Regions from separate parts of the Homo sapiens genome. Here regions 2 and 3 are each linked to region 1. Evidence: chromatin contacts called from ENCODE Hi-C or POLR2A ChIA-PET data. All regions are on one chromosome and are shown on one strand. Each heading gives the region's core, a stretch centred on a gene start or an enhancer-like site at or near the end of the contact. The rest is flanking DNA. Distances are from core to core; before and after follow the strand shown.

The links. Hi-C counts contacts between places; a loop is a spot of excess contacts on that map. ChIA-PET counts read pairs that join two places held with the same protein, here RNA polymerase II (POLR2A). Pooled maps may share reads with other maps.
Region 2: a loop to region 1 is called in a map of heart left ventricle, with 3 times the contacts of the local background. The contact joins the enhancer-like site here to the promoter of LINC01668 in region 1. A Hi-C loop is called at or near these places in 7 of 168 maps with a recorded cell type or tissue (HepG2, K562, Right ventricle myocardium inferior and 4 more), 1 of 37 single-sample maps with no recorded cell type and 7 of 50 pooled maps. POLR2A ChIA-PET finds 5 or more read pairs at or near these places in 2 of 52 experiments (HEK293 and activated CD4-positive, alpha-beta T cell).
Region 3: a map of CD4-positive, alpha-beta T cell shows a loop between it and region 1 (7-fold over the local background). The contact joins the promoter of PDE9A-AS1 here to the promoter of LINC01668 in region 1. A Hi-C loop is called at or near these places in 18 of 168 maps with a recorded cell type or tissue (B cell, CD4-positive, alpha-beta T cell, CD8-positive, alpha-beta T cell and 11 more) and 17 of 50 pooled maps. POLR2A ChIA-PET finds 5 or more read pairs at or near these places in 16 of 52 experiments (A549, CD4-positive, alpha-beta T cell, CD4-positive, alpha-beta memory T cell and 13 more).

The regions. Positions count from the first base shown.
Region 1 is chr21:42,777,952-42,781,698 of GRCh38, reverse strand. It overlaps LINC01668 (long intergenic non-protein coding RNA 1668), which reads left to right and starts at 1,705. Exons shown (of 3, transcript NR_135517.1): 1 at 1,705-1,817; 2 at 3,382-3,602; 3 at 3,702-3,747. RefSeq lists enhancers at 37-760, 1,248-2,197, 3,149-3,747 and silencers at 3,240-3,289, 3,320-3,369, 3,390-3,449.
Region 2 is chr21:42,717,970-42,721,716 of GRCh38, reverse strand. The region is part of intron 4 of PDE9A (phosphodiesterase 9A); the gene reads right to left. Among named protein-coding and RNA genes, the nearest start is that of PDE9A-AS1, 22 kb to the left of the region's middle. Within about 2 kb of position 1,701, at least 9 of the 41 ENCODE cell types and tissues checked have a DNase peak (open chromatin) inside an H3K27ac peak, as active enhancers do.
Region 3 is chr21:42,739,661-42,743,407 of GRCh38, reverse strand. It overlaps PDE9A-AS1 (PDE9A antisense RNA 1), which reads left to right and starts at 1,651. Exons shown (of 2, transcript NR_183525.1): 1 at 1,651-2,314. All of the region lies in intron 7 of PDE9A (phosphodiesterase 9A), which reads right to left. RefSeq lists an enhancer at 3,577-3,747.

The sequences.
Region 1 (3,747 bases), core at 456-2,955:
GGGGAGCCTGTTCCTGGTGAAGACAGGAGGATAATGGGATGCGCTGTTCCATTGCCAACAGTGTTTTTCTTCGAGAAGGGGAAAGGACATGGTACTGATTGAGAACTTCTGGGAACCTCGGGGCAGGTGAGCAGAGTGGGAGGAGCTTGCTGGCAGCAGCGCCTGTTTCCCACCCGGCTGGCCGCAGACCTGGCGCTCAGTGTGGCTCCCGCTCCCACGGGATGTATCGAAGGAGGCGGCTCAGAGGCAGAAGCTGCGTCGCCTTCGCAGCCGCGCGTGCATGAGATTCAGGGTCCGGCCCCCGCAGAATTACACCGGCGTGAACCCGGCTCATCGTGAGCTTCTGAGGCAACACTTGTGTTTAGTATTTTCCATGATATGATGTCTGCAAATACATTCCCATGAGAGGGAGCGTCGGACTGTCCCGTCCCCATGTCGAGCAGGAAGGAACCAGAATTAAGAGGAGGGTGTCCAAGGCGGCAGCTCACCTTGTTTTCCAGCTTCTCAGAAACGCTGAGAAAAAACGAACATCTCTTTGCAGCGGATGGAAGATTGTATAGTCTTGCTGTCCCAAATTCTTTGGCTAAACCACCAGATTTTAAATATCTGCTAGCAAAATATATTAGAAAAGTTAGGATTAACCGGAAAAAAACCAGTACTCTTATGTATTTTCACTTGTAACCAGGCAGCTTAACTTCAAAATGCATCTTAACTTTTTTTCCCCTTTCTCTTGGATTTTAAGATATAACCTTGAAGCGAACTGCAGAAGCCTTTTCCCTTAGCCTTAAAGTAGGCTTCACGTCCCCGCCTTTCTCACTGTCTATACCCGCTTCACAGTTCTCTAACTGTATGTGCGCATCTCATTATGCACGCATCTCATTATGCACCTTCTTAGACGTTCCAGGGGCTAATCTTGAGACAGACCAAGCCTGGAGATCAAGCTGCAAAGTGCCACAGATGACATCAAGGTGGCTAGTTCACCACCTGGCCACTGTTGAGGTGATGCCAGCCTGAGACCCAGGTGGATGGGGACCCAAGACAGCCACTCGAGACACACAGACATTGTACCCCACCCAATTCTCGTATTTCTTCCTTATCACGTTTTCCTTTCTTTCTTTTTGAGACAGAGTCTCGCTCTGTCGCTCAGGCTGGAGTGCAGTGGTGCAATCTCAGCTCACTGCAACCTCCGCCTCCCAGGCTCAAGAGATTCTCCCACCTCTGCCTCCCCAGTAGCTGGGATTACAGGCACCTGCCATCATGCCCAGCTAATTTTTTTTTTTTTTGGTAGGGACGGGGTTTCACCATGTTGACCAGGCTGGCCATGAACTCCTGACTTCAGGTGATCCACTCACCTTGGCCTCCCAAAGTGCTGGGATTACAGGCATGAGCCACCATGCCCGGCCAAGTTTTCCTTTCTTAAACCCCTGCCTTCCTCCCCAAAATTGAAGTGGTTGCCATGGATGGCTATCTGGCCACTTCCCCTTTACTAGTTTTGGTTAATAAAATCAATTTCTTTCTTTCCTTTTTTTTTTTCAGATGGAGTCTCACTCTGTTGCCCAGGCTGGAGTGCAAGAAAGAAAGGAGGAAGAAAAGAAAGAAAGAGATGACATTTCTGACTCTCTAGTTCTTATCTTCTTTTTTTCCTTAGAGAGAGCGAGAGAGAGAGAGAGAGATCATGCTATGCTGGCGCAGTCAACCCAAGCTCAAGCTGTCTCCAGCACTGCTTGTGAGCCGGGCCCACGTTGCTGCCCAGGGACTCGGTGGTGAGGGAGGTGTGATGTGTGAGTCTGCTGGGGCAGCCCTAGCGAGGCACACAGGTGTGTGTGTGTGTGAGCTTGGCGGGGGGCTTAAACGACAGACACTTACCTCTCAAAGTCTGAGACAAGTGTTGGCAGGGCTGGCTTCTGCTGAGTCCCCACTCCTCTGTGTGTCAGGGTCTGTCCTTCCCTGGCGCCCTTCATGTGCATCTGTGCCCCGACCTCCTCTTCTTGTAAGACTCAGTCAAAGTGGCTCAGGGCCCACCCCAGTCAGCTCATGTTATCTTAACCACCTTTTAAAGGCACTGTCTCCAAATACGGTACTGGGAGGCACCAGGTTGGGCTTGGACGTAAGTTTTGGGGAGAGAATTCAGCCCATAACAACGTGACTCACCCCCACAGGCCCTGGACCCTGCCTGAGGCCGTGTTTCTGCCAGGGCACCGGCCCCAGCTCCCAGGAATCTGGGGACCCCTGACCCTCACGTTCCCCTGCAGCAGGGCAGGGAGTCCCAGGGTGGGGGCTGGGAAGACCTGCCTGAGGACTCAGGGAGACTGGAACCCTAGCACCTTGCTGGGCCCCTTTTGGCTACCAACAGAGAACAGTCCCCTCCCAAATTCAGAGAGACGATGTTATCTGTCCCTTAGACAGACTACGGTGAAAGCCTTTGGACTGAGATTTTTATTTTATTTATTTATTTATTTATTTTTTATTTTTTTTTTATTGATCATTCTTGGGTGTTTCTCGCAGAGGGGGATTTGGCAGGGTCATAGGACAATAGTGGAGGGAAGGTCAGCAGATAAACAAGTGAACAAAGGTCTCTGGTTTTCCTAGGCAGAGGACCCTGCGGCCTTCCGCAGTGTTTGTGTCCCTGGGTACTTGAGATTAGGGAGTGGTGATGACTCTTAACGCGCATGCTGCCTTCAAGCATCTGTTTAACAAAGCACATCTTGCACCGCCCTTAATCCATTCAACCCTGAGTGGACACAGCACATGTTTCAGAGAACACAGGGTTGGGGGTAAGGTCACAGATCAACAGGATCCCAAGGCAGAAGAATTTTTCTTAGTACAGAACAAAATGAAAAGTCTCCCATGTCTACTTCTATCCACACAGACCCGGCAACCATCCGATTTCTCAATTTTTTCCCCACCCTTCCCGCCTTTCTATTCCACAAAACCGCCATTGTCATCATGGCCCATCCCCAATGAGCCGCTGGGCACACCTCCCAGACGGGGTCGTGGCCGGGCAGAGGGGCTCCTCACTTCCCAGTAGGGGCGGCCGGGCAGAAGCGCCCCTCACCTCCTGGATGGGGCGGCTGGCCGGGCGGGGGGCTGACCCCCCCACCTCCCTCCCAGACGGGGCGGCTGGCCGGGCGGGGGCTGACCCCCCCACCTCCCTCCCAGACGGGGCGGCTGGCCGGGCAGGGGGCTGACCCCCCCCACTGGACTGAGATTTTTAAACCTCCCTCATAGCCACAGTGGAGGAGCTGTGGACAGAGTACAGCCTTGTCCGGGCACTGCCCGTCGTCTCCTGGCTCAGGGGGATCTAGCCCCAGCCACTGCCACTAGAGTGGAATGAGGTTTCCTGTGGGATCGGACGAGGGGGTGACTGCTTTCCTGTTCCAGAGGCCACCTGGGAACCGACGGTGTCCACTGATGGACGTTTTCCTGGGCTGAAGTATTTCAGATGCCCAGTGTACTCCCAGCCCTCACAGCGGTCAGTTCTGCTTCACGGGTTTCCCACATGATTTGGCTAAGACGTCAGCCGGCAAAGACGCTTGGGTTGGCTTTAGACATTACGAATAAAAGGAAGCTGCGGGAGGCGGTCAAAGTCTGAGACATGACAGGTGACACAGGAGGGGACGGGAGGGGGGATTCGGCCGCGGGGACCCCATCCAGGATTCCAGTAGCAGACATTCCTCTTTCCTTCTTTTATTACCCACAAGGTCAAAGCTGAAATCACAGGGGGCTGCGTTGCCTTTTGATGGGAGA
Region 2 (3,747 bases), core at 452-2,951, 60 kb after region 1:
TGGGAAGCAAACTCATCTTCTGTCCCACTTTTGCTCTCTCCTGACCCCTGCAACTGCCCTTGAACTATTCAACTGGCTGAGGATGTTCTCACTCAGGGTACAGTCACTGGCAATTCACTGTTTATGGACATCATAAAACAGACATTCAGATCAAGGACGACATTTCCTTTATAGCCCAGGAACACAATAAAGTTACATGATTAACAGTGACCTTAAAGGCACAGGAGCCCTTCCTCTGGCCTGTCCTGCCTGCCAAGGGATTGCATAAGTCTATCAGCAGCCAAAGGACTATCCCAGATCACTGGCGTTTCAGCCACTCAGATATGACGAAGAAAGGAAAATCAACCGAAGACCCTGGTGGCCAAACGTGAAGTTCTAGAGAGTGTCTGCCTTGTCATTTCAGGTTCACCTCAGGGGCAGGCATTGAATCGAGTTTTTTCCCTTTCATTTTCAGAGAGGGGAATTTCACATTTTGTATCGTTTACATTTGACTGGGTGCAATTTCTCCCCCTGCCCTCCTCTCTTCCTTAGGATTAGTTTGCAGGCAGAAAAATGCCTGTGAAGCTGGCAGCATCTGGGGCAGCTAGCATGCATTTCCCTTTACTGTTGTATAGATCAAGGTACTGTAACATCTGCAAGGAGCTGTTACTATGCTCTGGGTGCTGTTCTAGGTGGTTCATGCATGTTAGCTCTATCCTTCTTTTTTTTTTTGAGACGGAGTTTCGCTCTTGTTACCCAGGCTGGAATGCAATGGCGAAATCTCAGCTCACTGCAACCTCCGCCTCCCGGGTTCAAGCAATTCTCCTGCCTCAGCCTCCCGAGCAGCTGGGTTAACAGACATGCACCACCACGCCGGGCTAATTTTGTATTTTTAGTAGACATGGGGTTTCTCCACGTTGGCCAGGCTGGTCTCGAACTCCCGACCTCAGGTGATCCGCCCACCTCGGCCTCCCAAAGTGCTGGGATTACAGGTATGAGCCACTGTGCCTGGCCAGCTCAATCCTCCTTATAACCTGCAGGGGCTGCGTGACACTGAGAGAGGCCAAGTCATGACATCGTCAAGCCCGACCTGCCCTACTCCACCATGTTCCTATTTAGAGCTGCAAAGACGGGACAGAGCTGCACTTACTTTCCCTTCAGAAAACCCCAGAGATACCTATTTTATTTTTCTTTCTGTGTGGCTTCTTGCCCGTAGTGGGGTGAACTTATTTATTTATTTATTGAGATGGAGTTTTGCTCTTGTTGCCCAGGCTGGAGTGCAATGGCATGATCTCGGCTCACCGCAACCTCCGCCTCCCAGGTTCAAGCGATTCTCCTGCCTCAGCCTCCCGAGTAGCTGGGATTACAGGCATGCGTGACCATGCCCGGCTAATTTTTGTATTTTTAGTAGAGACGGGGTTTCTCCATGTTGGTCAGGCTGGTCTCGAACTCCCAACCTCAGGTGATCCGCCCGCCTTGGCCTCCCAAAGTGCTGGGATTACAGGCGTGAGTCACTGCGCCTGGCGGAGGGGTAAACTTCTAAGGGAGGGTGTGGGTACGAATAACCGAACGGATGCCGCTGGGGGAATTTGAATTTGGGAGCCACCAGCTGGTTGTACACGCTGCTGGGACTTTGTCCATTATCTGACAGCCTGTGTGTGTGTCACTGTAACCTGATAATCCTCTGGGAAAGTTTAATTATGTGAAGCCAAAGGAAATCAACTCTGGCTCATCGTGTCTGAGGCTTTGACTCTATGCCAAATGACCCCATAGACTAGTTCCAGGAAGGATTCTGTCAGGCAATTCGGTGATCCAATAAACTAATTGATTATGGTACAAATGACAGAATGTTTGTAAAGATTGAGTCATTTTTGCAAACCAAAGCTTTTATTCCATCTGTGGACTTTAACAGGTTGTACACAGCAGCAACATTTGTAGCAAGAGAAATTAAGAAGAACCATCTGATCGCTGTAAAAACAAGACTGGAAGCAACACAAGTATCTATCAGTAGGATACACAATAGTACATCTACAAAATGAAGTACTATGCTCCTATAAAAGAACGAAGGAATATTTCTTTTTTTTTTTTTTTTTTTTTTGAGACAGACTCTCACTCTGTCACCCAGGCTGGAGGGCAGTGGCGCCATCTCGGCTCACTGCAACCTCTGGCTCCCAGGTTCAAGGGATTCTCCTGCCTCAGCTCCTGAGTAGCTGGGATTACAGGTATGCACCACCACACCCGGCTAATTTTTTCAAAATTTTTTTTAGAAGAGACAGGATTTCACCATGTTGGCCAGGCTGGTTTCAAACTCCTGACCTCAGTTGATCCACCCACCTCGGCCTCCCAAAGTGCTGAGATGTCAGGTGTGAGCCACTGTACTTGGCCTAGAATGGAATAATATTCTATTTCTTGCTATAAAGTGCCCTTATAATGTAGATGGCTAAAACTTAAGCAGAAAGTTCCAGGTTGAAGCGTCAGATGACACAGTTTTAGGTTGTCAGAGAGGATGGAAATGGAAAGGAGAGTTCCCAAAGGAGGAAGCCATGGCAGTGGGACCCAAATTCTGTATAAACTACCCTGTTCCTTGGTGGATCCCTGAATGACGCATGTTTGTGGGCCTAGTGTGGCAGAGGTTTCAGCTCCTGCTGTGGAGGAGACAAAGTTTGGAGTTTAAATGTAGTCGAGTTAGAGAGGCTTGATAAATACCTCAGGCTTCCTACTAAAACCACAGAAGGGTCAGTCTAGAGATCTACCCCAACAAAGCATAAAACCAGGCTGCACGAAGTTCAGATGATCAGTGAGTAACGGAACTGACTGCTGGAGCAAAATTAACACTCTTCAGAGGATGATAACAAAATCCAATGTCTCTCCTAGGTGTTATTCATAATCTTAGTCTACAATAAAAAATAGACATGCAAAGAAATAGGAAAATGTGACCCATGGCCAAGAGAAAATCATCCCTCAGACACCCTGGACGCTTGCCGGCTCAGATGCCAAAATGAGCAAACGAGACTTTAATGCAGCAATTGCAGGTACGTGCAAACACCGAAACAAAAGCGGCGTCAGTAAATCGTAAACAGAGGGGAGTCTCGAGAGACAAATCTATGAACAAGAGTCAAGTGCAAATTTTAGAATTTTAAAATATAATATCCTAAACAAAAAAAAACTTCATGGATCAACTTACAGAAGTCTGGAGTCAGTGGAAGAGTCAGGGAAATCAAGGACAGGTCAACAGAAATTACCCAATTTGAAGGGCAAAGAAAAAAAAGATTATAAAAAACCGCAAAGCTGCAGTCACTTGAAAGACAACAGCAAACTTTCTAACATACAGGTCATTAGTGAGAAAGAATGGCACATATAACACGTAATGGCTGACAATTTTGCAAATTTGCTGAAAAGGTAAATTCATAGTCCATGGAAGCTCAATGAACATGAAGAAGGATAAATAAGAAGAAAATGAGACTGAAGCACATCATAGTCCAACTGCTGAAACCTAAAGATAAAGGAAAGAAATCAACAGCTTGAAAACAGCCAGAGGCCTGGGCACAGTGGCTCACGCCTGTAATCCTAGCACTTTGGGAGCCCGAGGTGGGTGGATCACCTGAGGTCAAGAGTTCGAGACCAGCCTGGCCAACATGGTGAAATCCTGTCTCTACTAAAAATTAGTTGGGCGTGGTGGCGGGCACCTGCAATCCCAGCTACTTGGAGGCTGAGGCAGGAGAATCAGGAGGCGGAGGTTGCAGTGAGCCGAGATCGCACCACTGCACT
Region 3 (3,747 bases), core at 402-2,901, 38 kb after region 1:
TCCCAAAAAGAAAAGGGGGCACATGTGGTGCCAGAGCATTAAAATGCAGTGAACGGCAAAGCGTTTTCAGCAAGGATTACGATCTCATTATGGGAAAAGCTTTTCATTGGAACGTCCTTCCAGAGCAGTTTCACCAGGAGAAAGTGTTGACTTAAAACAGAAGAGAAATAAATAGGCAAAGTTGAGGATCAGCAGAACTTGGACTTGATCACATTCCTGGAGTTGAAACTGCCTTGGCCAAATTATGACTGAGACAGTGAAAGAGATCTAACTTAGCGGGCTCCATCTTGCTTCGAACCTCCAAGCTGTCTGTGTTCATTCCTTGGCTGAACTAACTTTGGGAGAAACTTCATTTGTAGTTTATAGTTTAGACAAAGACTGTAACAGCCCTTTCCCAAAGCAGACCTGCTTCTTGCCTGGGGACGAGACTAACAGCCACAGGATTAGAAATTACAGTTTAAGAGTCACGCAGCTGGAGACTACGAGATTCTGACCCTCCCTAAATTGCTCCTAAGATCAGCGCTTGAGATATTTTGGAGACCCTGCAGTTGATGGATCAGCTGGCACCACCCAGATAGATAAACTGGCTCGTCTGGTCTTCTGGCCCCAGTCAGGAACTGACTCAGTGCAAGAAGACAGCTGCAGCCAGGCACAGTGGCTCACGCCTGTAATCCCAGCACTTTGGGAGGCTGAGGTGGGCAGATCACGAGGTCAGGAGTTCAAGACCAGCCTGGCCAATATAGTGAAACCCTGTCTCTACTAAAAATACAAAAATTAGCCGGGCATGGTGTGCCAGTGCCTGTAGTCCCAGCTACTCGGGAGGCTGAGGCAGGAGAATAGCTTGAACCCGGGAGGCGGAGGTTGCAGTGAGCCGAGATCACGCCACTGTACTCTGGCCTGGGGGACAGAGTGAGACTCTGTCTCAAAAAAAAAAAAAAAAAAAAAAAAAAGCAGACAGCTTCAACTCCCTATGATTTCCTCCCTGACCAATCAATCAGCATTCCTGGCTCACTGGCTTCCCACCACCCACTAAGTTATCCTTAAAAACTCTGCGCCCCGAATGCTCGGGGAGACTGATTTGAGGAATAATAAAACTCTGGTCTCCCGCACAGCCGGCACTGGGTGAATGGCTCTTTCTCCATTGCAGTTCCCCTGTCTTGATGAATGAGCTCTGTTTAGGTAGCAGGCAGGGTGAACCCCTTGGGCAGTTACAGAGTCCCACTGCAAAGGTGTACCTCAACAGTTAGGATACTATTTTTCAACCAAAAACAAACTGGAGCTTATGCCTCCGAGCGAGCGTTAAACTTCAAGATATTTACCCTTGGCTGACTGCACGTTTACCCCAGAAAAGCTGCCATGAAGCAAGCAGCTTTGCACGGCTTTTCAATTAGAGTTGGTTCATAAACCAATTGAAATAAAAAAGATTAGCTTTGTTACTTTGTAATCACACCTTAGTTTTTATGCAAAAGGATACTCCCACGATACCACTCTATTCCCCTTTTCATGAAGTTTGGCTCTGAATAACTGCTAAAAATAAAAAGCAAATGTTTTCTAAAGGAAAAACCAAGCAACTCAGAGCCTTTGGCTAGTTTGTAACAACTCCTTCCCACCCCAAAGGAAGTACTGCAGCTCCGGAAAGAAACTCTCCCAGTACAGTGGCCCAGGGCAGACTAGCTGGAATCAGCCTCCCGGGTGGGTTTCGAGGCGTTTCCAGGGTCAGGGGTCAAGTAGGGGCATGTTCCCGGGACACTGCTTCTTTCTGCCAGAAGGACGAAGAATCTGGAGAGTGCAATATTTGGATCTGGTCCTGCTGATGTGTTTCTGTGCTACAGAAACCTTCTCCACCCCTCTTCTACCCAACAGCTAGAGGACATGGGGTCCGGAAGTGCATGTGGCTGGAGCCAGTGTGGTCGCTGTCGTGATGGCCGAGTCCAGATGAGCTGCCGCTGGGGAAACACAGGGTACCTGAGGTCTGAGGTCGGGACGTCTTTGTCCAACCACTAAGAGTCCACATTCTCCTTTGGAGCCGGGTCTCCGTTTTCTCCAGCATCATGGGCCCCTCAAGGAAGCTGATGCATGCCACAGGCTGTCTTCTCAGAAAAGGTACCCAAGAACACATTTTGGGTTTGCATGTGGATTGGGAAGCCCAACGTGGCCTCCAGCGGTGCTCCTTGGCTTTGTCTAGACTGCAGGATCCCACCCATGCCCTGTGGATTTGCCACGTGGACACTGACGTGAGCAAATGGACAATTCAACATCAGTGGCAGAAAGGAGCTCAGTCTGGTTCACACGTGGAAGGCAGCACATTCTGAAAGTGAGTAGATCTGGGGAAGGGTTGGGCATGCGGTGTAGACTGCAAACAGGGCAGCTGGGCCCTCTGTCCAAGGTCCATGGACCATTGACTATGTCTTAAATGTCATTTTTCTGAATATAAAATATCCTATTATCATTGTAGGAAGTGTAGGAAATAGCACTTCAAAGAATAATATTTAAAAACTTGTCTAGGATCCTATGGGCCCAGAAAACAACTCAGTTAATATTATTTGTATTAATGTGTGTCCTTCCAGGCTTTCTGCCCACTCCCAGCCTTCTAAATATTCATCCTGTTTATCTATCTATCTATCTATCTATCTATCTATCTATCTATCTATCCTGTTTATCTATCTATCTATCTATCTATCTATCTATCTATCTATCTATCTACTACCTACCTACCTACTGTGTATCTATCCATCCATCCATTTATATACTATCTATCCATCCATTCATCTATGTATCCATTCATCCATCCATCCATCCATCCATCCATCCATCCATCCATCCACCCATCCATCTATGCATTCATCATATTTATGTATCTACCTATGTTCTATTTATCCATCCTATTTTTCTATCCGTTCTATCTCTCTATCCACCCATTCTATGTATCTACCTATCTTTCTTTTCTTTTCTTTTTTTTTTTTTGAGACAGGGGCTTGCCCTGTCACCCAGGCTGGAGTGCAGTGGAACAATCACAGCTCACTGCAACCTTTACCTCCTAGGTTCAAGTGATCCTGCCACTTCAGCCTCCTGAATAACAGGGTCTAAAGGGGTGCACCGCCACACCTGGCTAATTTTTGTATTTTTTGTAGAGATGGGGTTTTGCCATGTTGCCCAGGATGGTCTTGAACTCCTGGGCTAAAGCAATCCTCCTGCCTTCACCTCCCAAAGTGCTGGGGAACCACTTTAGGCATGAGCCACTGCACCCAGCCTCTACCTATCTTTCTATTTACATATCTATATAGTATCTATCTATGTATGTATCTATGTATGTATGTATCTATCTAGCTTCTATCCATCCTGTGTGTGTCTATGTATCTATATATCTATTATTAATTTTAAAAGATAAAATTTGTTGTTTTCTAACTTGCTATTTTCACTCATCAGGAGGTCACGGCCCTTCCCCATGTTAGTGGCTGCTGTCGCAGCTCACGTTTTTCTTTTTATCCCCCGAGGAAAATGCTATTTATCATACTGAGCAGGATAAATAAATACCAAGGGCTTCATGTCAGTTCAGATCACATTTTTGCTGCTAAATGAGTTTGCAACAAACCTATAATTTTTTTCCCATGTCCATACAAGGCTCTGTTTTAAGCCAGCTCATGGTTTTTGATGGGTGCATAGCGTTTGTATTGACAGTGCAGAGTCCACCGAGATCCGCTTCCCTGGCTACCTATTGAGGTGATGTTAAAATTAAGCCTCCTGGGT